Linked DNA regions of Mus musculus: all the other regions are linked to region 1. A link is a loop called in an ENCODE intact Hi-C map of the cell type or tissue named here. Cell type or tissue: heart. All regions are shown on one strand. Links, peaks and the distances in the headings refer to the core of each region. The heading gives the core; the rest is flanking DNA.

The links. Hi-C counts contacts between places; a loop is a spot of excess contacts. Peaks named below come from ENCODE experiments on the same cell type or tissue, not always from the same donor. Only the 100,000 strongest peaks of a DNase experiment are listed, where the experiment ranks them.
Region 2: it touches region 1 in a loop (2.1-fold over the local background); 4 of 42 quality-filtered maps call a loop at or near these places.
Region 3: it touches region 1 in a loop (6-fold over the local background); 26 of 42 quality-filtered maps call a loop at or near these places.
Region 4: a loop joins it to region 1, with 2.0 times the contacts of the local background. A loop is called at or near these places in 2 of 42 quality-filtered maps.
Region 5: a loop joins it to region 1, with 3 times the contacts of the local background. A loop is called at or near these places in 4 of 42 quality-filtered maps.
Region 6: it touches region 1 in a loop (13-fold over the local background); 16 of 42 quality-filtered maps call a loop at or near these places.

What each region holds. Positions count from the first base shown.
Region 1 is chr12:104,438,221-104,443,151 of GRCm38, forward strand. Gm40562 (a long non-coding RNA gene) reads left to right here. Exons shown (of 4, transcript XR_872954.2): 4 at 1,797-1,938. Among named protein-coding and RNA genes, the nearest start is that of Gm40562, 6.8 kb to the left of the region's middle. In heart, for the core only: a CTCF peak has its summit at 2,029 (motif pointing right); a DNase peak (open chromatin) is centred at 2,051; H3K27ac peaks cover 447 bases; H3K27me3 peaks cover 2,114 bases.
Region 2 is chr12:104,544,525-104,549,455 of GRCm38, forward strand. No RefSeq gene overlaps it. Among named protein-coding and RNA genes, the nearest start is that of Gm10000, 73 kb to the left of the region's middle. In heart, for the core only: a CTCF peak has its summit at 2,062 (motif pointing left); no DNase peak of the experiment used is centred there; H3K27me3 peaks cover 298 bases.
Region 3 is chr12:104,938,242-104,942,241 of GRCm38, forward strand. It overlaps Syne3 (spectrin repeat containing, nuclear envelope family member 3), which reads right to left. Exons shown (of 19, transcript NM_001042699.2): 17 at 2,365-2,514; 18 at 1,341-1,379. Among named protein-coding and RNA genes, the nearest start is that of Syne3, 58 kb to the right of the region's middle. In heart, for the core only: no CTCF peak of the experiment used is centred there; DNase peaks (open chromatin) are centred at 1,670 and 2,400; H3K27me3 peaks cover 665 bases.
Region 4 is chr12:104,611,301-104,616,231 of GRCm38, forward strand. No RefSeq gene overlaps it. Among named protein-coding and RNA genes, the nearest start is that of Gm31573, 49 kb to the right of the region's middle. In heart, for the core only: a CTCF peak has its summit at 2,587; a DNase peak (open chromatin) is centred at 3,131; H3K4me3 peaks cover 381 bases; H3K27ac peaks cover 919 bases.
Region 5 is chr12:105,022,514-105,027,444 of GRCm38, forward strand. It overlaps Gm46375 (a long non-coding RNA gene), which reads right to left and starts at 4,243. Exons shown (of 2, transcript XR_003950255.1): 1 at 1-4,243. In heart, for the core only: a CTCF peak has its summit at 2,961 (motif pointing left); a DNase peak (open chromatin) is centred at 2,947.
Region 6 is chr12:104,697,511-104,702,441 of GRCm38, forward strand. It overlaps Dicer1 (dicer 1, ribonuclease type III), which reads right to left. Exons shown (of 27, transcript NM_148948.2): 21 at 4,892-4,931; 22 at 2,855-3,010. Among named protein-coding and RNA genes, the nearest start is that of Gm31573, 37 kb to the left of the region's middle. In heart, for the core only: a CTCF peak has its summit at 2,336 (motif pointing left); no DNase peak of the experiment used is centred there.

The DNA of each region.
Region 1 (4,931 bases), core at 466-4,465:
TCATATTAGTAGGTCTTGAACATACAACAGTTGGCAAGACAGGACATAGATGACAGGAAAGAGTGCCAGGCTGTGGATGTTGGAAGGATGGTTACTCTATAGTCCCAGTTACACCCAATCACCAGATCACCCACCCCACCCAGACCCAGTCCAAGTCATTAATTCTGCTTATAACTTTAGACACCGATGAGGGTTGGGGCACAATAGTAGGGCACTTGCTTGGCAGAGACCCACATCCAACCGCTTTTCAACCTGATCCAGTTAGCCTCTCAAACCTTCCCATATATTCTGCCTTGAAGCCCACTGCAGGAACCTCTGGTCTATGAGACCTGTGGCCAGCAGACACCTATGACAGCAAACAAGTTCAGGATGCAGAGACTTCCTCCTCCACACTGAGGTGGCTCCAAATGCCCAAATGGTAAAAGCAAGACAAGAGGTACCCTCCCATCATCACTGCTGAGGCAGGGGGTAGGCGGTGTTCATAGATCCAGCCACCCAGCCCTTGCCAACAGTGGCAGCTGCCACATGGCTGTACCAGCAGCCAGCCCTCTCCAGATTCTACGCCCAGATCCCTAAGGACTTCCTAATTTTCGTTCTCCCACACCCTGTCCCTAGCAGCTAGCATGGGAGCCCTGAAAGGATACTTGACATTAAGTTGTTCTTTGGCACCCAGAGCCTGCTTGCTAGAGCCTTTGGGGGGAGGGGTAACGATGCACCTGCAGGAAATGCCCTCGAGTGGGTGGGAAGCACTCAGCCTGGACATCCAATGGGCAAAGCCACCATCTCTCTGCAGCACAGCAAGCCAGGCCCTGTAACCCGCGATGATTGAGAAGACAGCTGCCTGGACTGAATTTGTCTTCACACGAATGACATTTCAAAATGCATATTCTCAGTGTTTTTTTGAGTAAAGAGTCAGAGGCATGGAGCTTGAACTCCGGTCCACATGCTTGCAGGGAAAGCACTTTACCAGCGAGGCCATCTCCCCAGCCCTAGATAAAGAACAATTTAAGATGGCAAATCTGTCTGACTGTACATACTGAAGCACGGTAAATTCATTTTAAATTGCAGAGAGTGCCCGTAACCCACTCCCATGGATTTACCCACTCTGGGGTTACTTTCTTTACATTTCATTGAAGGACACTCAAAGCTACAGAAAAGTCATAGACTAAGTGCACATCGCCTCCCTGAGCCCTTGCATGAAGGTACAGCCCCTCTCTAGATGGAGCCCCAGACTGAGCGCCACAGACCTCCACAGTGACTGTGCCCTTCCCATCGCACAGACTGCTGCCCCCCACCCCACCCCATCCCCATCACCACGGGGAAATGTCACTTGTCCTGGAATCTCATATCTGCCTTGATTCATCCTCCAATTTAGCAGCTGTGAGATCCCACCGCACCACGGCTTGGGTTGCAGCTTCTTCATTGCATTCTAGAATTGTCTCAGAGTGGATGTGGTGGGCTCCCACCCAGCAAGAGACCCTGTCTTGAGGCAATAAGGCAAAGTGATAGGAGAAGGCATCCTGCTCTGGTTCCTGTGTGTGTGCACATGGGTGCACAGCATATACAGTATACTCTCAAATAGATAGATAGATAGATAGATAGATAGATAGATAGAATGTATATTATGTTATATATTATATATTGTTATATATTATATATTTGATGGAATCTTAGCTTTGCACTAGCCTTGTTTAATGTCATGCAGTAGGCATTTAAAAATAAAACAACATTACATTCCTGTCCTACTCATAAAGGCTCTATAAGACCAATGCTGGCTTTTCTTTCCCACTTTATAGATGGAAAAACTGAGGCTTAAAGGAAAGCAGTGAAGCTAAAACTCAATTGTTGGTTCTGCTCATGAAAGAGCCTCGGTGTGAGGAAGGAAATAGCCCAGGATGGAAACAGCACCCAAGGAAGCCTCTCGGGAAGGAGACAGCGAAAGTCTAAGCTGCTCTGAGGCTTGGCTTGAACCAATGAATACCCAGAGCCCGGGATTTTAAAAGGTGCTTTCCCGCTTTGGGCCACTAGGCGGCGACAGAGCAGCGTCCAGAGGCGCCTGCGAGTTGCGCTGGATCAGCCAGCAGCAGCCTGGAGACAAACCAGGCCTGTGAGCAGGATTTTAGGGAAAGACAAGGTAGGAGCAGGCTCTGGCGAAGGATCAGAAACTTTTCAAAGACCGGCTCCCTTGTGCCTCCGAGTCTTGAGCATTCTAAATCACCTGAGCCCCCCGAGTGTCCCTGACCTCATTCGTAGGCCAGGAAAGACAGATGGGAAGAGGAAAGCAGGATCAGACAACAGGAGAAAGGGCGGGTGCTCCCCCCACGCTGCTCCCCTCCACAAACAAAGAGGCATCCAGAAGAAGCCAGATCCCCGGTCTTCCGCCTGCACCTTCCTGCCCAGCCCCTCTGACCAGGGACATTTTCCAGAGTCACTAGAGTCCCCTGTGAGACACAGGAATGAAATGTGCAGCTTGCCTTTCTTAGACGCGTTTATGCTTAGGGTCTCAGGAAGACACTAAAAGGGCTTTGAGACAACAGCCTCGGGATGTCAAGGGCACTTGAGGGACTCGGACAGCACACCTGTGATCCCAGACATGGAGATCAAGTTCAAGGCCAACCTTGCCTGCATAGCGTGCTCCAGGCCACTCTAAGCATGAGACGCTCACAAGTTTTTTCTCTGCCCTCTGCCCTCCACACCTTGAGAATCTTCAACCTCACGTGAGCAGCTGGCTTAAGACCCAATGGCACGGCCACCTTTCTGTAGCTCTGTCTGAGCACCAGACTGGTAATTCCTGAAAACTGGTCACTTAGCATCCCCAGAATCCTCCTGCATGTGCCAAGCGTGGTCTAGCTCTCCAGCTCTGGAGACGCAGAACTTGAGTTTATGGTTGTCTTTTGCTATGTAGTGAGTTCAAGGGCAGTGTGGGCTATGTGTGACCCTTTCCCCAAAACAAGACAAAGAAAAAGGAGTGATAACAACTCATTCTAAATATAAATAAATTCCAGATGAAGCCAATGTTCATGTGTGTATGCTAAAAAGCCTTAAAACGGTTTTTTTTTGGGGGGGGGGTGGCTGGAGAGATGTCTCAGTGGTTAAGAGTACTGGCTGCTCTTCCAGATGTCCTGAGTTCGATTCCCAGCAACCACATGGTGGCTCACAGCCATCTGTAATGCGATCTGATGCCTTCTTCTGGTGTGTCTGAAGATAACTACAGTATACTCATATAAATAAAATAAAATAAAATAAAATAAAGACAAACAAAACCTACAACATGCTTACATATAACTCCAAAATGGCAAAGTCCTCTCTCCAAGGATATATTACTCAAACAGCTAAGAATTGCTAACTTCTCATACATTGTGTGTGCATATGCATTTGTGTGTATCTCATATGTGCATGCCTGTGTGTGGAGGTCAGAGAACAACTTCCACCCCTGTTTGTTTGTTTTGTTTTGTTTTGTTTTGTTTTGTTTTTTAGATGGTCTTGCTGTGTATCTCTGGCTGTCCTGGAAGTTGCTGGTCTCAGAGTTCTACCCTTTTCTACCTCCCCAGTGCTGGGATTAAAGGTATGTGTCACCATACCTGGCTCAGCTGTCATTCTGTGCATACCCTTTACTTTGTTCTTGCTTTTGAAGCAGGGTCTCTCACTGGCCTGGAACCCATCAAGCGAGTAGCCTGGCTGGCCAAGGAGTCTCTGCTTCCCTGGTGCTGGGATAACAAATAAGAGTACCACACCTGGCATCTGTACAGATTCTAAGGATCGAACTCAGCTGTCCATGCTTACAAAGCAAACCTTTGGTGACTGAGCCACCTCACCATCCCTTCAGGACACACTTACAAACTGAACTGGGAAAGCGATGGCAAGGTCAGCCAGCGAATAGGGAAAGAATTAGCAATTTACGCCAGGGATAAAGAAATATTCCCTTGATAGTGAAAGAGCACACACACACACACACACACACACGGGTTGCAAGCTGACTATGGTGGTATATGTCTATGTCCCAGGCCTTAACAGACTGAGACAAGAAGGTCTGATAAGATCAGGACTACATAACAACCCTGTCAGAAAAGAAAAGAAAAGAAAAGAAAAGAAAAGAAAAGAAAAGAAAAAAGAAAAGACAGGACAGGACAGGACAGGACAGGACAGGACAGGACAGGACAGGACAGGACAGGACAGGACAGGACAGGACAGGACAGGACAGGACAGGACAGGACAGGACAGGACAGGACAGGACAGGACAGGACAGGACAGGACAGGACAGGACAGGACAGGACAGGACAGGACAGGACAGGACAGGACAGGACAGGACAGGACAGGACAGGACAGGACAGGACAGGACAGGACAGGACAGGACAGGACAGGACAGGACAGGACAGGACAGGACAGGACAGGACAGGACAGGACAGGACAGGACAGGACAGGACAGGACAGGACAGGACAGGACAGGACAGGACAGGACAGGACAGGACAGGACAGGACAGGACAGGACAGGACAGGACAGGACAGGAGAGGAGAGGAGAGGAGAGAAGAGAAGAGAAGAGAAGAGAAGAGAAGAGAAGAGAAGAGAAGAGAAGAGAAGAGAAGAGAAGAGAAAAATAAAGTAGGTTCATATGTGGGTTCAAATCTCAGGCTTACCAGCTATGCTCTGTGTGTCCTTACCCAAGTTACTTGACCACTCTGGGCCTTTAATTCCTTATCTGTTAAAAAAAAAAAAATCTGGTCTCACTGGGTTGATATAAAGATGAATCCATGAAGACTTTCAGCATAACCATTGTCAGTACATTGGTTTTCCTGCCTGCCCTACACTAGGCCACCTTGGCAGGGTGTAGCCAGATGGGTCTCCATAAGGATTCTATTCCTTCTTTGGCCTCAGACCTTGCATGACTTAAGTTCAGGTCAACACTAGCGGATGTCTCTCCATGCAAGCAGGG
Region 2 (4,931 bases), core at 392-4,391, 110 kb after region 1:
ATAGCTGCTTCTCTGATGCTTCAGCTGAAAAACAGAGATCCGATTTTCTCAGCATGGATGAGAAACTCTCCCTAAACGGTAAAGCCAGAGTTTGCAGACGCTCATGTCCTGGTCAGGAATATAAGGTGACACTTGTCAACGTAGATCCAGATGCTCTGTTGGCATGGAGTGGTGGAACTGTGTGTGTGCATGTGCGTGTGCATGTGCGTGCGGGAGCGTGCTCTCTAGCACATACACACACACATGTAAAAACTGGGACCAAAAAGTGACAAGGAAAACACCCCAGGCACCCTACACACTTGTGGTCAATCTGAGATTCCAATCTGTCTGTCTCTTGGAAGTCATTGTAGGCACCACTTAATGTCCCAGGGATCCTGAAAATGCTGAAGAGCCACCTAGAGGAAACATGTTCCCAGGTCCCTGGTGTCCTCTGTCTGTTCTTCCTGCTAGTGGGCACCTCCAGCTGGCCTCACAGGCTACTTGCCATGGTAGCCTTTGTCAGTGAGGGGAGTTGGTGTGGCCCCTAGTGCTGGCTGATGCTGGGAAGCCTTCTCTGCCTCCACTTCACTCTGGCTGTCCTTTCTGTTTCTCCTGAAGGATCTTGGGAATATGGGGAGTAGAGAGACTCCCAGGGGAGTGGTGGGTACTTGCCTCCTCCCTGCCTAGCTCTAGGCTGGGCATACAATGATAGTTAGCTTTTGGGTAACCTATACAGAACCCTAATCCCAGCACTAGGGAAGAGGGGTCCCACAAATACAGAGGAATGCAGTTCCAGGAGGAGAAGGCAGGGCTCCCAATGGAGCTAGGATGTGAGCACCATTTGACAGCTAAGAAACATCACTAGCTGCTTTAGAGGATCACGGTGGGGCACAGTCAGTGAGGTACCTTCCAGTCGCCAGGATTTGAGCAGCAGCAGAGAACTTGGTTCATGACTGGAAAACCCACAGAGCCAGGAAGGGTGGAGGCCCGGTCTTAGCTTGGCCTCTTTGTTGCCTGAGCACCCTCGGCAAAATCACACCGCCTTTCTAACCTTCAGTTTCTCCTTCCATGAAACAGAGATGACCACATTTGCCTCAGAGGCACTACAAGGCTTGCAGGCTATGGCAAAGGTCAGACGCAAAGTAGATGCTCAGTAATACAGCTGTGACTGAGCTAGACTCTTTTTTTCTTTGAGGCTGGGAATCTTCCCAGGCCCCAGGAAAACTCCAGACTGCCTGCAGGGGGGGAAAGGGTCCAGCACCTCCTCTATAGCCTGCACTGGGGGCTTTGCTTACCTTTCTGAAAATTAAATTAAAACTCAACAGTAGTACTATTGTAGCTTTAATATCCACTGCTGACAGGATGGAATTAGCTACTTTTTTTTTTTGGAGGGGGGCTTGGGTTTTTATTTCTTGCTCCAACTTTCCTTCTTCCCCAAGGGGGTGTAAACGGTTGTCTAATCTGTCCTGAGGGCATTCAGCCACTCTTAAGTAGGAGAGAAGGGTGGTGTTGGTCCCGTGAGGACCAAGGATCGCACAGTGACATTGGGTGGAAGGGGCCTTGTGTTGATCTTCATTGTGGGCCGAGTTGGCCAACAGGGCTCCAGAGCACAGAGAATCAGCGCAGAATTATCGCTAAGCCCCGGATCGCTGCACTCATTACAGGTAACCGGAGCCCGGCTGGCCTGAGTGCAGCTCTAAGCTCCACTAAGACGGGACGCGCTCGGGAAGAATACGCCATATGTAATTTAATAAGCCTGGAAAGCAGCCTGCATTCTTTTTTGTCTTTGGCCCAAAAGAGAGGTAATTCCTGACGCAGCCACAGCGGTGGGATGTGCCCGCTGGAGAGGAAGGCCAAGCTGGGTGGACAAGGGAGGCTTGTGGATGTGGAGGTTGGCTGGAGGCTGGGATTAGCTTGCACCTCTCCGCTCCCCCATCAAGGCCTCCGGGAGTCCTTCAGGACCCTTCATAAGCTCCACTTGCATTGAGGAAAGGGTACCATTGTCCAGGGTAGTGAAGCCTTGCATGCCACAGGACATGGTAAATAGTTAAGAGAAGGTTTTAGCCCTACACTGCCCCCTTCAGGTCACCTCTATAAAGCATCCCATTGCCTACTTTTGGCGACCCCATTGTGCCAATCCTTCCCATGGAAGCCACTCTCTGCAGGATGTTCCCCTCTTCTGCAGTTTGCCCTGCCTGGCTTCCTTGCTCAGCTCCTTCTCCACCTTTCTGCACTGCAAATGTCCCTAAGCTCTGCTCAGCCTAGCTCACCTTCGAGCCTGACCTTCACAAGTTCACTGGTGGGCATCCTGTGCTCCAGCCAGGCTAGGACCCTACCCACACCCACTCACCAGGATGCCCCAGCCCAGAAATAATTTTAGATGACACTGCGAGTCTTAGAATTCGCAGGGCGGTTGATTCTGCCATTTGGAGAAGGGGACGGGTGTTAGGCGCTCAGGATCTGAGCCCAATGATTCACTCAAGTGGCTACTACTCTGAGTAGGGAGCCAAACTCTGAGTCCAGGTGGGTGGTACCCTTAAGGCCATGATGACCGACGGAGCTATACCCTTCTTTCCCACATGTGACCTTCATTGGGGTCAGGACCTAAAAGGTGCAATTAAGGTTAAATGGGGTCATGGAGTTGGATCCTGACTCAATGAGAGTGTTGTCCTTAGAAGGAGCTAGGGCATAGATACACAGAGGGACGTGGATGTGAACACAGAGGGGGAAGCACCCTCTACAGGCCTCGAATTAAACCCGGGAGAACCAATCCTACCAAACCCGTGATCTTTGTGATCTTTGAGTTACAGCCTCCAGCTTCCCAAGCAAGTGATGCCTGATACTTCAAGCTAAAGTTGCCCTACGAACCTGCAGAGATGCCTCCCGAAGAGGTCAGAGGCCAAATCACTGGCACTTGACACATTTTGATCCTGATATTTTCAGCATTCTTCAAACTGTTTTTTGAGTGCATAAGTTAGGCAAAATCCTGCAAACCAGCAATATAGCCCCCAAGCCTGCTCGGCTCTGACTCCTATCCCTAGAGGGAGGGTGTCTCATCGCACTCAGTGCAGGGTACCAAGTAAACAGCAGGTGCTATCTAAAGGCTGATGCTGTCTTCCCCACTGTGGGTCTAGCTCACTGGATGCCGGTGCACTTGGGTGGTCCTGAGGACAGAAGACAGTTCTCTGGAGTATCCTGACTGAGACAAAGCAGTGGAGAAAGAGGTGGTGACTCACTCACCACATTCTTCCCTCCAGCATCTAATGAGAACACACTCTGGCCTGGAATTCTAGGGGCTTGTGGGATGGGGGGAGGTCCCAGCCTACAGCTGAAGCCCAAGAGCTCCCCTGATCTGATCCACACGGGGGCAGCCTGGCCAACCAAGGCTACTCCTTTGGGATACCTGGAACATGTGTGTGTGTATGTGTGTGTGTGTGTGTGTGTGTGTGTGTGTGTGTGTGTGTGTGTGTAAGGTCTAAGTTGAGTCTCATCCAAGAAAAGTAGACAGAGGTGGGAAGGCTTCTGTGATCTGTAAGGAAAGGAGAGAAGAGAGCAGTCACATAGGAGAGGGAGGAAGCCTGCCTGGAGAATCCGGAGAGGCCTCAAAGAATAGAATAGCCTCCCTTCTAATTAGCCTGGAGCAGGGAGTGAGGCCTGACCATGTACTTGGCTCTATTTCACAGCCTTCTGTGCACCCAGCAGGCTCCTTGGCTTGTGGGGGGCCTGAGACTGGAGCTTTGTGACCTTGGTCGAGTCTCCTCCCCTCTGAACCTCCAATAGAGACAGGGAAGCAGATGATGCCGTCATTAACTACGTCTGTGGGTTGATGAGCTTTGCGGGAGGTCATATAAGGACCTTCAAGGCACACAGGACAGATGACCCACTGAGCAGTGAAAGTAACCAAGTGGTCAGCTGTGGGTAGGCTCTCTATAGAGGAGACACACACCTTCCTTAAGCCTGCTAAAAGCCTATCAGTCCACAGCCTAAGCCCAGCTTTGCTGGAGCCCTGCATATGTGTGGCTCTGTAAATACCAGACGCACCAGGGTCCCCCCCTTGCTGGCCCTCACCATGGTAGCTGAGATGGATAAGGACAACACAGCCTCAGACTGCAGAGTTAGGCAGCTTCCAGTAGTGCTGTCTTGATGCTGTGGTTGTCACCAGCTGTAACCAAATCTGAGAGGGGCTGGAACACTAATACCTTCCACAGCAGTGTGTCCTGGGCAGACCTGGCCAGTGCATCACCACCCTGGCCCAAGTCACAGAAGGTTCCCAACCACATTAGCTTGGCTAGCTTCACAAAGATGACTCACCGGTAGGAGTCTGCCCAATGACATCAGCCTGTTTCCCAGGAAAGACCCTCCCCCAGCACACCTCAAGTCATGAAAGGGTGACAGTGAGGGACTGTGGCCCACACTAGCAGTGTCCCGCTGAGATAGGCATAAGTGAGCTGGAACTGTGAACCATTTCTGTTACAACAGCATTTGTTCAAGTGCTTGCTCATCATCAAAGGTGGCTTGCACACCAGTCACAGGGCACAGCCCCTGAGGGCCACAATCTGGAGAGATGACTCTATGGGCACATGTGTCACAGCTTATGCCACGAGTGCCATGGGGACACCTGGGAGCAGATGAATGGCATCTAGAACTAGCTACATGTCTGGTGAGACAAGGGCAGAGTGGCCAGCCAGTTTATATGGCTTGAGCAATCCCCACCCGAGGGATTAGCCTCGGGTGAGATTAGCCTGAGAATCAGAAGCCAAGTGGCACAAACAGGAGGAAGGACAAGAGATCCAGTCCCTATTCTTGGAGTGGCTCCTTCTTACCAGCTATGGAAGTTGGAGAAGAGAGGGAAGGGCTAGAAGGAATGGCTCAGCCTGTCCTGGCTGCACCAGGGAGGTCTGGCTCTCAAAGGAGGATGGAAGGGAGGTGCGTTAGGGACTCTCCTCATTGCT
Region 3 (4,000 bases), core at 1-4,000, 500 kb after region 1:
CCACACCAGGGATGCTGACTCTGGGGCACGAGGGATCTGAAGTGACGCCGGGTCCTTTGAACCAGACTGTGCTGTGGACTCACGTTATTAGGGTCAACGTTTGGCAAGAAAACAGTGGTAACACTGGGGACAGCAAGGGACAGGATTGGGGAGACCCTCCGAGCCCCAGGGAGGCCTCCAAGGCACCCTGTGAGACAGCAAAGCATTAGGTGCTGAGGCTGATGCCAGTTAGCAGTCACATGCTGCTGGGCACATCTTGTCTCCATGATGTTCCCTCCACGGGCTTAGAGCTGGGTTAAGGAAGCTATTCCTTGTGAGTGGCAGAGTGCATGGAGATGCCCAGCCACGACTGTCCTGGCTTGAGTTGCAGATGTCCCCACAGAATCGTGGTTTGGACAGCTCGACCCCTAGGTGGCTGTCCCTATTAGGGGAGGTTACAGAGACTATGAGAGTTGGAGCCTAGCTGGCTGAAGCTTATGCCCAGGTCTCAGTACTCAATTTCCCCCTCTCCCCCTTCCTCCCCACCCCTTCTCTCTCTTTCCCTCCCCTTCTCCCAGCCTCTCCCTCTCCCTTCATTGCTAGTTGGTCAGGAAGTGAGCGGGCAGCCATCCTCTGCCACAGGCAGAGCAACGACTTACTGCCCAAGCCCATGCATGAGTCTAAGGATCATGGGTGCATTCTCTAAAACCCGGAGCACCTTAAACAGCACTGCAAAAAGAACTGAGGCCACTGAGCACCAGTCCTGACACCCAGATCCTAGGCTGTGTCATCTGGTGTGACACCTGGTGTCACCTTAGGGGTGCCACCTAGAGGGCAGGAACTGGCACTGTTCTCGCTTTCGCCGTGACCAGTACGGGAAGAGCCAAAGTGTTTCAGTGGACAGCAGTGGGCACAGCCTGTCTGGCAGAGCAAAGGACTCCACCACCCTTTCTAATGAGTCCCCTGGGGCCAAAAAGGCCACAAGATCTATTTGCCTGGGATAGTCCAGGCTCCTGGGCCAGTCCTGGTTTACATCTGCTGTCACAGGTATAATCAGTGCAGCATTCAGTCTCTCTCCAGAGTGTCCCGAGGCCTGGATGACAAATCCAGGGTCCTTCTCAGTCTCACGTCAAGGCTAAGTCATCTACACACACTTCAATCCCTCCCTGAGCCTGGGGCTTCCTGAGAACACACACCTCGGGGGCCCAGCCCATTACAGACCAAAGCTGATTCTCCATCTGTGATCTCCAGCTCTCCGGGAACATTCTAGAAAACCCAGACACCCTGCGCCAGAGTCACAGGCTCCAAGCCTTGCACATTCTCTGCCCTCTAGCTGTGTGGAACAGATGGCAGACACGTACCTTCTGGAATGCAGTCAGCTCCCCCGGAGAACTCTCGGTCTGTTATTTTAGGGAAAGGAGAAGAAATGGGGTTTAAAAAAAAAAAAAGTCAGCTAGGCGCGTAAAACTTAAACCCCAGCAGAACCCCCGTAACAGAATATTCATTCTGTCAGGGGAGTATTTTGTTCAAACTGCTGGTCATCTGGACAGCCTGCACCAGCAGGGGATCCCATTTAATGAGCTTTTTAACACACTTCAGGTCCAGGTGGCACTGTCTGGATGGCCTTGGCCAGGGCTCGGAATGTGGTCGATATGGCCTGGGCTGAGCTGACACCTAGTGGCCAACCTGGCAATTGCAGAGCCAAAAAAGCCTGGCTTGCCTCAAGCTGTGGCTGAAAAGTGGGGTCCAGGGAGCCACCCTACCCGCTCCTTCCTGGACCCAGGACACTTAACTTCTTTGTCTCGCTTTGGTCACCAGACCCTCTCCTACACGGGCAAGTTAGGAGGTCATGGTCTTTAACAAAGGCTATCATTATCTTAACCAATGGTTTTCGTAGGGACAGGAGGTCCAGGAGATAAAAGGGCTAGCCAGGAAGAGAGGAGCCGAGGCTCAGGATTCAGCTCCATATGGCATCCCCATGGCAACACCACGCCCCAGTGAAGGGCTATGTGGCCCTTCTAGCCTTGGGGTTAGGAGTGGGACTCAGCTATTCCCCCTGGAGTCTGGGATGCAGCTATTCCAGCAGAAGGTGGTTCTAGGATCAAATGGGAAATGATGTAAAACTATAACACAGAGGGAGCAAGACATCTTTATGTACTAAGCAGGAGTCACTGCCCTTAGTCATAGACTCCAGCCTCCCTGGGAGGTAAGATGGATAAATAATATTACAAGAACCTGAGAGCCAAGAGTGTTCCTCTCCTCCTTTAAGCAGCCACCGTGGCCTGATAATATGGACACGCAGGAATGAACATGCATAGATGCAATTCTGTCTCCCCGAGACATGGTTGCCTCCTGGGACCCCCAACCTTTGGCCCCAGCACCTACCAGCAGGTGGCCAGAGTCCTTGAGCTTGGACTTGTACAGCATCCACCGGTAGCGCAGATCTTCCAGCTCGTTGGAGGGGTCCCTTGCCGGCCTGAGACGAAGCAGGTTCTCAAAGAGGTGCTGGCCTTCTGGGATTCGGGCCTCCAGCTCCTGAGAGAGAAGGTGGCATCATGCCACAGATGCCCAGTGGCTCAAGAACCCCACCTGGCTGATAAGGATGCCAATCAAGGGCCCCATGAAGCATGCTGGGAGATGTGGGCAGGGCCAGTAATATGAGATTCTCATCCATGCAAGTTTTTTAAAAAGGGTTTTTAGGGATGGAGAGATGGCTCAATGGTTAAAAATTATGGCTGTTCTTTTAGAAAACCTGAGTTCAGTACTCAGCACCCAAATATTGATTCATAACTATTTTTAACTTTAGTTCCAAAGACTCTGATGTCCTCTTCTGGTCTCCAAAGGCACCAGGCACAGATGTAGCACATAAGGGCACAGACATTCATGCAGATAAAACACTCATACACATAAAATATTCTTTTTAAAAATGGGCCCTAGACGTATTTATTTTATATGCACGAGCATTTGCCTGCCTATATCTATGTGCATCATGAGTGTGCACGAGCATTTGCCTGCCTATATCTATGTGCATCATGAATGTGCACGAGCATTTGCCTGCCTATATCTATGTGCATCATGAGTGTGCACGAGCATTTGCCTGCCTATATCTATGTGCATCATGAGTGTGCCTGATACCTACAGAACTGGAGTTGTGGATGGTTCTGAGCCACCATGTGCATGCTGGGAAGGAAACGCAGGTCCTCTCCAAGAGCAACAAAAGTTCTCGACTACAGAGCCATCTTTCCAGCCTTGCATCCAGAATGTCAGAGAACTCCCAACAGGCAGAAGAATGGCAGTGAGGCTGTTACTCCCAACACTGACAAACTGGGATCACAAAAGGTTTGTCACAGTGGTCACCATGATAAAATAATGATCACTGAGAGATGACACTGCTGGCATTTGAGACTGCCAGCATTGTTGCTCAGTCACGTAAGCTTTATCTGTCTAAGAAGACCACGGCTTTCCCCTAGGGTGACATTTCCTCCTCCCGGGAGTCCTGACAGATGCTGTGATGTGGGGATCAGGGGTCCACAGGTTGGAGCGTAAGCTTCAATCCCAGCTTTGGACCCTGGCTAAGCTACTCAGAACCCACCCCCGTGTGGGATGGACTGGAGGTCATTTGATATGACTGGAATAGAGGGTGGGGAGTGGGTGGGTGGACTTGCTGGTGATGTGCGGCTCCCTCCGTAGGATAAGCCATTCACTGAGAACATTTAAAGCCAGCAATGGACTACCAAACAGGGGCAGCGAGTAAGGACAGAGTAAGGGGTGGAGTCACAGCCTCCACGGCAGAGCACTTGCCTAGTGTGTCGGAAGCCCTGGGCTCAATCCAAACCACCACAAACCAAGTAAAGGCCCCACAGAAGCCCCAGACATGGACGAGGCCTGAGAAGGGAGGCCTCTGTCCAGATCTCCTTTTGCTCTTAGGATTTTTGACAACCTAGGGGGAATAACACCAGCTTTGAAGCTGATGTGTTTCTGCAGCCTCACAAGGATGAGGCAGCGAAAGCCAAAGCCTGGC
Region 4 (4,931 bases), core at 479-4,478, 170 kb after region 1:
ACTGCTTCTGAAGAAGGTTATTGTCACATAAGAGAGATGGCCCTGGTTTTCAAAAGATCCCCTTTTGAAAACTGTGAGCTCTCTCTCTCTCTCTCTCTCTCTCTCTGTGTGTGTGTGTGTGTATGTGTGTGTGTGTGTGTGTATATACACTCAGTGTATACCCACTTAGTAGAAAAGGCTAAGAGACAACATTCCAAACTGGTAACACCTCTGCAATAGTTCCTCTTCTGTCATTCTGATAAAATCCCCTGACAAAAAAGACAGAAAGAACTTACTTTGTCTTACAGTTCCTGAGGGAACTGCCATGCCTTCCACCACAGCAGGGAAGATAGAGCAGCAGGAGCAAGAAGCTGGCTGATCACAATTCCTCCACACATAAGACATAGAGAGAAGTAACAGGAAGTAAAGCAAAAGTCTGACACACACACACACACACACACACACACACACTGTGAGGTGCTTCTTCCAGCAAGGCTCTACCTCCTAGATGTAGAGGAATCTTAAACCACCAACACAGCTGCTCTGGCAAGGGATCACATGCAAAAAAAAAAAAAAAAAAAAAAAAACCTTCTAGGTCTGTATGATCTGGCTGGAATGCAGACACACTCTGGATTACAGTATGGTCTGGCTGGAATACACATACACCCTTAATATATACCTTTAATCACTAACAATGAAAGTAAAATTAGTTTATAAAAGGAAGCAGGCATGTTTGAAAGTGACATCTAACTGAGGGGCAGACAAAGTGATGAATTAGAGAAAGATTTGACAGAATGAGTCAGGAGATGAGATACATCCAGGTCTCACAAGAACAGCACAGGAAAGAGAGGCTGCTTAGAAGAACAGAGAGGGGAGGACGGTGTAGGGCAGATTTTACATGGACAGTCTGACAGAGACAGGTCATGAATGAATAAGGTAGACACAGGTAAAGACACAGAGAGCCAGAGTATGAGAAGGAGCCAGAAGATTAGAACATCTTCTCAAAGTTAGTATGAGGCCAAGCAGATCAATTGAGTGAGAAGCCAAGAGAAGCCAGATTGAATCAGTCAGCATGGAGAGGTTTTGAAAGGCTAGAACAGCTGAGTTGAATCAGCCAGCCAGGGTTCAGAAAGAACTAGAAAGGGTGAGTTTATTCAGCAGTAAGCCTCCGCGATAACAATTATATCTGGCCAATAAAAGATACTTTTATAATAAAGGTTCCATAAACTTTCCTAAACAGTGCCACCAGCAAGCAGGGGTGGGGGGGGGGTGCGGCAAGTGTTCAAACACATGGGTCTATGGGGTGGGGTGCACATCTCATATCAAACCTCAACAACCACTTACGGCAGGGCAATAGCATTAAATGGGCTCTTCTGCCTGCTTGATTTTTTAGACATTTCTGTATTTTACCAGCATCCCTAGGGCATTCGTTACTTTCTGATTACGACAAAAGCAAACATAGGAAGGAAGAGTTTATTTGGGCTCATAGTTTGAGCGTAGAGCTCATCACGGTGGGAAGCCATGCTGGCGGAATGTGAGGCAGCTTCCCACCTGGCATATGTAGTCAGAGTAAGAGAAGGATGCTGCGGCTCTGCTCACTTCCTACTTCTTATTCCATCTAGAACCTCAACCCAAGGGACGGTGCTACCCACATTCAAGCTGAGTCTTCCTACCTTAGTTAAGCCTCTGGAAAGCACCCTCACAGACACACCAGAATTGTGTCTCCCAGGTGAGTCTGAATCCAGCCAAGCTGACAGTGAAGAGGGCCCACCACATTTAGAGAATGTACAACTTTGCATGCAGAGTGTGTGTGTTCAGTAACGACTAACCACTAATAGCATCATAATGACCAAGCCTACATAGCATCCTTCCACACTCCCCCAAGCTACAGGAAAGGGTGTATGGTCTCTCTAGCAAGAACTGCAGGCATGCACCTTCAGTTCACTCCATCTCGCCCTCCTAGAGAAACACCTCATCCCCAAGGCCTGAAGCACTTCCCTTCCATACATTATTAATGTCAAAAGTGGGTAACAGGGACACGCTTTCCTCAGACATGATGAGAGAGAGGCAAGTTTCACAAGGACCAGGCACAGAGCACAGGAGGAATGTAGGCTGTGAAATGTGGAAGGCAACGTGCCCTGAAACACCAGGATCTGCTGTGCGTGGTCACAGAGCAAAGCACAACACAGTTGCCCCAAGCAACACAGCTTGGTATTCACAGTTCTACACTTGGTATTCACAGTTCTACAGGGATCTTGGCAGGACTCAGCTGGGCCACTTTGCCACTCCTACAGGTCTCCATTGGGATCACCAGTCTCTGAGATGTTCCTGTGTGAAGCACCAAGCCCTCTTCCACATGGTGTTCCCTTCCCTCCCCTCCCATCTCTAGCTGGGCTCTTGTTTATAACCCAGTGTCTTGGCACCCTTAGGCTCCTCCCAGGTCCTGCCCAGTGTCATTTCTGCCATCTTCCACTGATCAGAGCAGGCTAGACCAAGAAAAGGGGTATCATACATCTTCCTGAGGACAAAATAGTACCATACGGACTAGAGGGAGTGACTGCAGATGATGTCCTAAAGACATGCGCATCCTCAGCAGCGCCATCTGCTTGTGGTGGGAAAACATCTTTCTCCTGCTCCCAGCAAAGCTTCATACCCTGCCGCTCAGAAGTGAGGAGACCCAACCTACACCAGGGGCCATACTCTTGAGAGGCATCCTTCTAGCTGTTCCAGAGAGTATGTCCCCAGTGACAGACTTCCCCCAGCAAGGCTTCACCTCCTGAAGTTTCTCCTGGAAAGCTGGACACATTCTTCTCACCCTCTTGTCATTTAGCATGCATCCACCCTCGCTGTCCTCGCTGAGGTCCTCAGATTCTGTTTCTCACCTGTAGAACAGACTCTATAGTGTCTGTTCCCTGTGTTACTTATGGGAATCCAATGAAACAAGATGCCTGGCAGGGTGAAGGAACAGAGGCAGGAGGGGATGTATGTGTCAAGCTTGCTAGAACCAGGAGATTCTGGACCAGACCTCTGGAAAGAAAAGCAGAGCTGAACTTTCAACGTGCTCCTTAAGGCAACAGGGTGGCCATGTGACTCAGGTCCCGTCAATCATAGAACCTCCTCCCTCTGGGTGCAATGACTGGCTCAAGAGAAGCCACGTGACTGAAGAATAGCCAACCAGGGTCCCACTCTGGGATTTCTGAGTCTGTTGCTGGGGAGAAGTACCCTTTCTTCTTGAGTATAAGGAGTGGAGCCGATGTGAGGGCTATCTGCTACCAAGAGACATTAAAAGAGGGCTTACGTGAGAAAGGAAGCCTGAGAAAGAGATATGAAGAGAGGAACGGAAAGAGAGTGCGTGCTGCGTGCGTGCTTGTGTGTGGTGGAGCGGTCGCAGCTTCAGTCCTGGGACTCATCATGTCCCCAGCCACAGCACCTTTGAGCCCATTTCTGCTCAAGCCAGTGTGACCTGAGAACGCAGCAGATGCCAAAGAAAGTCCGGTCTAGTGACTGGAGACAGATCCAGAAGGAAGATCCAGACGGAGAGGCAGGAGGAAGGAGGAAAGAGAAATGCAGCCAGAATCCACTGTCCCTGGATCACTGGTACTTGTCATCGGTGTCACAGCACAAACCCAACCTCGCCTCTTCCTGTCACCCTGTCCAGGACATGCACATGTGTGCCTTAGGAGACAAGAACCCGGTGGCTCATTATAGAATTATCAGAGGAAGCGGGAAGTAAACGGGCCAGTGCAGGCAGACTGGTCAGTACAAATTCCATGGTCTTCCAGGCGTGTTCTGGAGGTGCATGAACACTGGTGGTCTCAAGCTCTTTCATCAGCCCTTCAACTGGTAATTACGCCCGGATAATCGCTGTGGGGTTACCTAGCTTAAAGATGCAGGCCTCAGACTGGTGCCTGCAACCCTCCAATCTCTCGCTTTGATCTCTTTCTCTTTCTTCTTAGCCAGTTTAAAGGCTACTTGCGTGCCCCACAGGAGCAAAGCAAAGGGGGTACTGTGAGCATGCAAGCATCCTGTGCCCAACTTGGAGCTAAGACGTGGTTTCCAGAAGAGAGTGGGGGCAGCTGGGAAGGCGTTGCTCCACCCTGGTGCTGACGGGGTGACTGGAATCAGGAAAGGCCTGATGTTCTCTAAATCTTTCAATGCACAATGTACTAGGTAGGGCACTCAAGGGACAGATCAACGGGTTGAATCTACATTAGAAAAGAGATTTATTGGCTTATATGATAGAAGCTGGGTAGTCCAGTGATGGCTGCTGCAAACTGAGAACCCAGTTGCTGCTCAGTTTGTGAAGGCTGTTGCTTCAGCAGCCTCAACCGGGTGTTGAGAACCTGGGAGCTCCCTGTAGAGTCACTAATATCACTAATATCAAGTGTCTGATGTCTGCAGAGGGTGGGCACTCTGGCACAGGAAAAAGCAATGGCGGGCAAGCATGCTGCATTATCCTTGGATGCGGCCTGTGTACTTTAAGGGCACATCACACATTTCTCTCTGTTAAGCCTCCCTGGAAAGAGTTTCTCAGAGACACCATCACCCTGTACTTTATGTCATGTGCAAGTATGTGTGTGTGTGTGTGTGTGTGTGTATGCAGGCTAGTGGTCAACATTGGGTGGCTTCCACTCCTCTCTACCATATTTGTTTTCAACAGAGTCTCTCACTCATTGGCTAGACTAGCTGTCCAGCAAACCTGCAGGGGTCCTCTCCAGATGAAGGAGTTGTGTGCTGCCACACCCAGACTTTCATGTGAATTCTGGGAAACTCAACTCTGGTCCTCATGCGGTCCGGCAAGCACTCTACCAAATGAACCAGGTCCCTAGACTCCTAACTTGGCTTCTTAAGAACACACAGTTCCCAGCAAGCCTTCTGAGTCATAGGCAGTCACTTTGTACTGAAGCTGTAAAACTGCAGTGAAGGCCATCGCGAATGTGTTGGGGGTTTTT
Region 5 (4,931 bases), core at 571-4,570, 580 kb after region 1:
TTCTCTCCTAAGGAAAGATTCCCTATCAGACTCCGAGCCAGGTCTGCCTCAGCCTCCCAAGTGCTGGGATTAAAGGCGTGCGCCACCACCGCCTGCCAGGTTTTTCTTCCCTCTTCCATGGAGACTCTCTTGAGTGGCAGCCTCAGTGTCATCCCCTGAGCTTTCTCTGGCCCCTTGAAGTGTTTCTGTCAGGTCCCCTCACCCTAGTTCCTGCCAGTTCTTAGTGACATTCTTGCATGTGTCATTGCACGACTGTGAGGTGTTCAGGACTGGACAGGGTAGTTTTCCTCCTAATGTCCTATCTAGCATGGCGGCAGGAGCTGTGAGTCTGGGACTTGAAGTGAGGGCCTTTTGCATGCAAAGCAGACGCCTCACCCCAGAACCCCAGGCACACAGGTGCTTTGTCTCTTTCTGTGGCATCTATGGTCAGCACCGGAACCTTTGCTGAGGAGCAGTTTGGTTTGCCACAGTTTCAGTTACCAGTGAGCAGCCAAGAGTTCAAGGCAAACTCCTCCTCAGCAGCTTGCAGCTGCTCGGCATCCAACTCGGCGTGCGGGGAAAGTGAATCATGCTTTGCTCAGTGTATCCACACCATATGCACTGCCTGCCTAGAGTATCCACACTATATGCGCTGCCCACCTAGAGTATCCACACGGTATGCACTGCCTGCCTAGAGTATCCACACGGTATGCGCTGCCCGCCTAGAGTGTCCACACGGTATGCGCTGCCCGCCTAGCGTATCCACACGGTATGTGTTGCCCGCCTAGCGTATCCACACGGTATGCGCTGCCCGCCTAGCGTATCCACACGGTATGCACTACCTGCCTAGAGTATCCACACGGTATGCGCTGCCCGCCTAGAGTATCCACACGGTATGCGCTGCCTGCCTAGAGTGTCCACACGGTATGCACTACCCGCCTAGAGTATCCACACGGTATGCACTACCCGCCTAGAGTATCCACACGGTATGCGCTGCCCGCCTAGAGTATCCACACGGTATGCGCTGCCCGCCTAGCGTATCCACACGGTATGCACTACCTGCCTAGAGTATCCACACGGTATGCGCTGCCCGCCTAGAGTATCCACACAGTATGCGCTGCCCGCCTAGAGTGTCCACACGGTATGCACTACCTGCCTAGAGTATCCACACGGTATGCACTACCTGCCTAGAGTATCCACACGGTATGCGCTGCCCGCCTAGAGTATCCACACGGTATGCGCTGCCCGCCTAGCGTATCCACACGGTATGCACTACCTGCCTAGAGTATCCACACGGTATGCGCTACCTGCCTAGAGTATCCACACGGTATGCGCTGCCCGCCTAGAGTATCCACACGGTATGCGCTGCCCGCCTAGAGTGTCCACACGGTATGCGCTGTCCGCCTAGCGTATCCACACGGTATGTGTTGCCCGCCTAGCGTATCCACACGGTATGCGCTGCCCGCCTAGAGTATCCACTGCCAGTCTAGAGTATTCACACGGTATGCGCTACCTGCCTGTGAGCCGGTTAGTGGCTATGCTGGTCTTCAGGTCTCCCGCTGGGTATGGCAACCCCTGTGTTTATGTCACCCTGTCTTACTTGTGTCCTCAGAGTCCCGGGGATGTTGGCAACTTGAATATGCCAAAGAGAAGCTGTAGAGTTCTTCCTGGAGAAGGCAGAAATGTGTGGAGGGACCACAGTGGTAGAACTATAGCTACAGTGTTGCTATCACGGTCTTGTTGCTATTATTGTTGCTACTGTTCTTCCTTCAGTTCATTTATAAGTTGACTTTAATCACAGGTAACACATGGATGTAAAAACATAGTATGTATACAGGATTCAGTTCTATTTGTGGTCTCAGGCATCCTCTGGGAGAGGGGTACTATATTTTGAGTTTCATACTTTGAGACTTGTAGAGGCACTGTCCTGAATTATTTACGGTGTTTCCTGTCCCTTATGTTAGAATTATGTACTGAGCAGACCCTACAGGCCAGGAACAGTGTGAAGGCACCAGGCTACACAACCATTTCTGCCTGGGAACCCACAGGGGAATGGGCGAAGCATAGGAAATACATAGGAGGAGAACACACATTTCTGAGAAGAGAGGGCCAAGCAGCCATCGAGGGTCATGCTCATGTTCTTTAGTGCCTGCGACTGTGTGGGATTGGTGCTGGACTGCTCAGGCTGATGGTGGTCTCTATATCTCTTAGTGGGTGGGTCTCCATCACGTCTACTATTGTCTCAACAAACCTGCTGTGGTTCAGTTAGGAAAAGGACTCCATGCGGGCAGCACTCAGTCCCTCACACCTGATGACCGGTATCCCAAGGTACTGACCACGGACTGCAGGAGGGCTGTCTACAAAACTGTTCCTCCGGCATTGTGAGGGAACCAAGCATCCATCCTCTTGAAATGTGTTTGCTCATTCATATTTTTTTTTTGAAGCAGGTCTCTAGTCAGCCCAGGCAGACCAGTACCCCAGGATCCTCCTCGTTTATACCCAATGCTTCCAGAATGTTCTTTTCTGCTTCGTTTTGGTTGAGGGGAGTGGAGGTGAGGATGGCAGGGGTCTCACCTACTTCAGGCTGGCTGGAACTCAGTATATAACCAAGGATGACCTTGAATTCTCATCTTTCTGCCTCCACCGCCTGAGTGCTGGGATTACAGGCATTCACCATCACACCCCATGTCCTGCAGTGTTGGGAACTGAATTCAGAAATTCCTGCTTGCTAAGTAAACATTCTACCAACCGAGCCTCGTGTACCCCTTTTAGTATCTCAGACTATCTGTCAACTTTTAAGTCTCCCAATGACCCCGTTATATATGCCATTTTGTGACTCTAATAGAAAGCACGTGAGTTAACTACTCCATAGGATAGGTTCTGGCACTAGGGGAAAGCACAAATCTGGGCCACTTACCGATTCCCAGACTACATTATCAGCAGGGCTCCAGCTTCTGTAGATGACAAGCTAGTGCCCCCTGCTGGCCTTACAGGATAAGACAGGAGACTCACTAAAATGCTCAGTTCTTCCTCCCCCCACTCCCACCTCTTGAAATGAAGACTCTTAATTTTTTTTTTTTTCCACAAGAAACAATTTCTTCAAGAGAATTCTTCTTATTAAAGCCGGGGGTAGTCCTGCACACCTTTAATGGTAGAACTCAGGAGGCTGCTGCAGGAGGATCACAATGAGTTACAGGTCAGTTCCAAGGCGCTTGAGGGCGTGTGTGTGTGGGACACACACACACACACACACACACACACACAGAGGAGACTGACAGGATCTTATCTGCTTCCCTAGATAGCCTAGCACTCGTATGAATTATCTCAGGGCAGCAGCTGTGCTGTGTGAAGGCAGATGTGCGGATGGATGGGAGGGTCAGAGTAGAACTAACTCACACAACCATGGCTTCACAAAAAAGTCACAGGAAGGCTGGGCTCAGTCCACCTAGGCACCTAGAGAAGAAGGCACCCACTCACCCACAAGTGCTAACTTCACCCTGAGACAATAAAGGTTCCCAACTTGCCAGTGAGGCCTTTGCAAAAAAAAAAAAAAAAGCTTACTTTGCATTTTTGAAAAGCAGAATAGTTTTTTTGTGTGTTTAAATTAAAATCCTTTGGAATTTTGTATCTACCAGCTACACTTTCAAAAATACAGCATTCAGAGTTAACAAGTGTTATCCTTCTGGGTAAACAGTCAGAAAAAGAGCCAGTTTTAAAGACCCTTTTCCTAATCGTCTTCTGAAAGGGAGAATGGGAAGTTCCACCTCCCCATCTCTAGCCCAGGCCGCCCTGGCGGAACCCTGCGGTAACTGCTTTCTTGGCGACGGGAGTCCTGTGTGCAGTGGACTCTCGTGATAGTGATGGTTTGAAAGCATGAAATTATCCAGCCTCAATGGTTTGGGAAATGCTGAGTGAAATTCTGACTCAGCAGGAGTCAGAGGCCGTCACTCCTCAGAAGAGAACACGTGTTCTTGTGGCTGAGACTATCAGAGGGGCCCTTGGCCCCGTGATACTGACTGGCTCCTTGTTTTTGTGGTCTAGGCATCTCCTCACAAGTCTTTGGGAGGTAATGAGTGACAGAAACTATCTGCTGTTAAAAGCCAAATCCAACCCCAGACAGCAAAACAGCACTGCATATTAAACAGGCGGTAGGGGAGAAGGATTTGTGGGGTCAGCTTGCTCCTTCCCCTGTGTGCGACCTGGTGGTGGAACTCAGGTCACCAAGCTTGGTTGCAGGCCCTTTAGCCACTGAGCCATTGTGCTCACTTAATTCTTGTACCATTTAATTCATATATAATAGTATATACATATACATGTATATATGAATTATATATATAGATACATACATATATGTATATATTTGTTATATATATATATGTATATATGAATTAATTCATATAGAGAGAGTTTAATGTGTTTTAATAGCAAACTTATAGGAAAAGCAGAGGACAGACAATATTAAAAACTTGTACACAGGGCAACTCAGAAGGTATAGTGAATGGATGAACTCTACTGGATGATAAAAATGTCACAAACACCATTTAGTTTCTGTCAATATAAATTTACTTATGTTTTAAAAATCCGAATGCTGGCATTGTTCAGAAAAATCTAACAGGTTTATTTAAAATTGTTATAAAGTTGAACTGTTGAAAACGTGTTCACTGAAACATTTTGCTTGCATTAATGCTTTACATCTTGAATTTATATTAAAAGCTCACACATGAATGTGGAGAAGCTACCAATACCTGATTCTGTCCCCTATGTTTCCACCCCCCAATCATATACTTGGGTACCTTTGATCCCATGGAAAAATTATCTAACATTCAGAACTACTGATAACAGGAAGAAGAGGAAAAAAATTTTTTATTTTGAGAATGAAATTTTTCCTCTCATAGAGTACTTTTTTTAACCTATTCTTTTTTAAAAAAATGATTTATTTATTTATGTATATG
Region 6 (4,931 bases), core at 583-4,582, 260 kb after region 1:
ATTGGCTATCAGCATTTGAATGTGGTTGCTTGACTTTCAAAACCAACAAAATGAAATTCCAGATGTAGAAAGAGCACTATCTTTACAATTAATAACATAATATAAAAGCAGACAAAATTATTTTTAAAACCCTTTATCACTAAAAACTATAGGAGGGCATTATAACAGTTTCTCTCTCTACTTCCACTTCAAATCAAAAAACATTTGCTCCAATGTAAAACTAAACTGCTTTGCTTAAAAACTAAAAACTAAACAAGCCCATTGAAAGAGGATATGAATTTGGGAAATTATTCTTTCGCCCTCTGTTCAGAGCTGTGGTACTCAGGCCAACAGGTCATAGCAGGCTGACAAAACAGAAGAAAAATTAGACTAAAATGGAACAAAACAATCCCATTTCTGTCAAAATCTTTGCTAAATCCAATTTCTTTGACAAAAGCTGTTTGTGAGTGACAACTTTAATAATGGGCTATGATTCAGCAGTGACCTCATCTTCTGCAATGCTAAGATACCACCCAATCTCTGCAATGCCATAAAGTCACACACAGCGCCACCACCCTACTTGAGGGCAAATGCAGGACTGTAAACTTCAACTTTGAATGGAACAACTTTCCAGGGAATTGTGACAAAACGCTTTCAAACTATTTTCCATGTGACTTTAAAACAAGCATACATCTCAGTTTAAACCAGACTCACAAAAGATAGAAACTCTGTATTTGCCTGAAAGAAAAATAGCTTTGAGTCTAGCCATGTAACCACATGCAATCACTAAAAAAATAAACCAAAAAAAAATATTTTTTTTTGAAAAATAAAAAACACTAAACATCAACAGGGGCCCAAGGGATGGCTCAGAGATTAAGAATACTGGCTGCTCTTGGCAGGCGATCTGGGTTCAGTTCCCAGCACCAACATGGCAGTTTATAACCAACTCTAATGAGGGTTGCAGGTGATCCAACTCCCTCTTCTGGCCTCTACAGGCACCAGTATCTACAAGGTGAATAGACACCTTGTACAGACCAAGTACCCAGCTATCAGCAAACCTCAAGAAACTATCCCATTTTTCCAAGATAACATGAAAGACTTTAACTAATGTCTGTTTCTGTTTGTTTTGTTTGAGACAGGATCTAACTGTGTAGCCTTGGGTGGCCTGGAACTCACTATGTAAAACCAGGTTGGCCTTGAACTCTGAGACCCACCTACCTCTGTATCCCAAGTGATGGGAAAAGCATGTGCCACCACATCAGCTTTATTATTTAGGTCTTAAGACAAGATGGGCCAACTTGACATTATTTAGCCTGAGGTTGTAAACTGCAGAGTTCCTGCATAAATCATGCCCTGTAACATGGTGCTGTCACCCAGTGATCCTGCGCTGTCTTCTACATCCCTGGCACTGTGCAGACTCTTCATTTTCACAAGGAGTTATACTTCAAAGATGCTCTCCAAAACACAAAAGGCATTTGAAAAGTGTGTGTGTGTGTGTGTGTGTGTGTGTGTGTGTGTGTGTATCTCTTGATAGTACAGTCTACTGTTCTCACTCTCTCTCCTAGGAGGCATTCAGAGACTGAGCTGTGACCCAGGGGCAGAAGGAACTGGAAGGACCTTGCGTCCATAACCACTCCGACTCTGGGACTCCCTAGTGATTATGTGTACGGCACCAGATGAAAGTCTGAGAGTGTGTGCTAGGAACGAAGGACTGAGTCAGCAGAAAAGGACAGAAAACACAAGTCCACGCTGTAACATGTAACGCAGGAATGCCCTGGCATGTCACTGCTACCTAAAGGATCAAATATTAGACAGAAGAGGAGGCCTGCTGGCCTGTTTTTAGTAAAAATGAAGTACTTTTTCTAAGGTTCAAATTCTTCACTTTTCTAAGTGTGTGTGAGTGTGTGCATCATGTATTCGAGAGTGTGTGTATGTGTGTGTGTTATAAATTAATAGCAAATGCCATCCTCAGACTTAATTTGCATTAAAATGCTCTTAATGTTTTCCAGCTAAGTTGCATTTCTGTGATAAGTCAAATCCTACGTGAGTTATAAATAAACTCAGCAAGCAGGCCTACATCAGAGCAGGCCTCAGAGACCCACCACCTACAGACACTTAGGACTCATTGAGACAGAAATGTCAGAAACAAGGCATGGGAAGATACTAGTCACAAACCTGTAACAGAAACGGCATTATCATTAAAGCCTGAAGTAAAAATGAAATAATGCGAGCCCATTTGTCATCAATACAAAATAAATCTGGCAAGCGAGACGCCTGAACAGATGAGAACTTCAAAGAAGTACAAGACAACTGACCCCCAGCCACAAGCTGGGAGTCCAGGCCTCCGGGCTGCCCCCTGGTGGCTTGAGGACAAGACAAAGGAAGCTGTAGCTACTAAAGAGAATTCTCCAGTCTGTGGCCCGGTTTAAAGTCTTTATAGTAGTACACTGCAACCTTCCCATACAGCGGCGGCGAGCTGTCGTCAGGTTGGCAAGAGGAAATAGTTCCAAGCTAGCACTGCCCAAGCTAGTCTGTGCTGAACTGAATTCTTCCAGACACAGCCTGGAGATCACAGGTCACTGCAGAGTCACTCCAGCAAATGGCTAAGGCTACACTGTAACATGAGAGGGAAGGAATCTGAGAGGGCTCTGATTTTATTTCTAAGTGGAAACATAACAGAAGTTTATGCCTCTGGAATGGGGAGGGGAGGTAAGAGAAATCACACTGCACCAAAACCAACACTATTTCTGAAGTCACAGACGGCCTGCCAACACATGAAATATCTACTACATGGCAAACGTACAGCAGAAAGAAAACAACAAAAAACAACATTCTTCAGTCAACACAAACAAAAAGCTCCATGCTGAGAGCTTACCATTTCATCCTTTTCCCACTTCTCTGAGTTACTTTTGTCTTGGTTTACCACATAACCAGGAGGAAGCCAATTCACAGGAGGATCGAATATCGACACCACCATGCGGCTGGGCAGTCCCTTCTTCTTGCCAAGGCGATACAGGTTACAGTTGCTGACCTTCGGCAGAAAAGAGTCACAAACACTTACCCATACATGGCCATGGCTGGGAGATACAGTGTGCCAATACATTTTTGCCAGTGTTTTTGTATTGCACGATGGTCAGCAGTTATAAGGACTACACAGTTAAAATAACAACTCTAGATTTCCAAGTACTAGACAGCCTTCCACGTCAAATATTTGATCCAAAATGGAATCCACAAAAACCTAATGTATATAAACTCCTCTCCTCATAAATAAGTCAAAGAAAGAGTTCAATTTCAAAGTTTTAAATCACAGACTGACAATATGAAATTCAAGATGACAAGTGAGGCTGGGAGCAGTTGTCAAGACCATGGAACTCAAGATGTCATGATATTCTCAGTGAGAAAAGGGATGAATATGTTGTAAGGTGAGAACCATCACCATACAAAACAATTGTTATCTCTTGAGTCTAAGCATCAATAATGTGACACCAACCCTCTCACTCTCAAATATTGCTCTTTGTGTGGTGGATAGCATTCAGCACTGGAGTAAAAGGTGCTAAAGAACAGCTGCTGCGCAGGACACCACCTAGGTGGCTTTACTATCCTCCTTCCAGTCCTTTTGCCTTTCCTAATGGCTCTACCATGACCCTAATTTACTTAAAACCTGACATTTCTGTCTAGTTCTCACTTGGAGACTAGCAGCTATCACCATTAATCTCATTCCCTGTTTCTAAAACCTTACTGGAATACTTCAGGAGCCCTTTCCATGTAACTCAGATGCTACTTAGCCAGCATCTGGTACCCACAATCAGCACTGGCCACAGTCTGGTAGAAAGCGTGCAAAGAGACAGAGAAACGGTCCTTGCAATGTAGCAGGCTGTGTTTGAAACTACCACGAGTCAACACACCTCTCAGCTGTCTACCATGGAACCAATATACATAAATGTTGGTTTCCTTTTCCATGACATGTGAGAGCATCCCAAGAGGAAGACAGCAATAGGAGGAAAATATTCTAAGTCAAGAGAAAAGCTCAGTGGAACAGAAAGGCTACAACTAAGGACTTGTTGTGAGGCACAATTCCAGCAGCAGTTGGCAATGAGGACAATCCCAGGGAGGGCTAGCTTGAGCAAAGACACAGGGAAGGTTAGCTTGAAGCAAAGACACAGGCTGTCCAGAGAGCATGGAGCTTGTGTTAAGACTGGCAAGCTGGAGTTCAGGCAGGGTCTGTCTGGAAGAAGATGCTGAACCCACCTGATACCAGGCAGAGGAAACAATAAATATTTCTGCAGGAAATGAAGTGAAAAGGGTCTGAACAGACGAATGGATGAAATTTTGAGATGTTAAAGTAGTATCTTTCCTGCTTAATAGGGTCTGGTATTCTTATTTCACATGTCTCCACTGACTGATCTTCGTCTAGTAAGCAGCCCTGACAGCCTCCTCAATGTCTTCCTCCTAACCTTGCTGCCGCCACTACCCACCATGTCCACGATGTCACAGTTGTCGTGGCCTGTCTTAAGAACACTGGGAAGGCAGCCAGCAGGTGAGGCCTCTAGTCTCAGACATACTCCCCTAAATACCTGGGACTAGTGAACGACCTGGGACTAGTGAACAACCCGGTACAAGCTAATCCCACTGTCTGGGCATCAGTTTTTTCATCTGCAAAATGGTTCCTCATTTGCACAAAGGTTTATTTTAAACTGCACTTTTCCCAGTAAGAGAAGGTCAGCCCGAAGCCTGGCTGTACCACTGGTGCCCTCACGTCACTACTGGGCAATGCCTCCATGGGCTTCACTGGCCCTAATGAACTCGAATGAGTAGCAGCTGCACCGACTCACGGAGAATTCCCCATGGGTAACTTGGCCTGTTTTCAGGCACACTGAAGAAGCAACAGCCCAGAACGAGAATCGTGCCTTACCTTTTTGCTTCTCATATATGAAAGGCGGCCTTCATGAGCA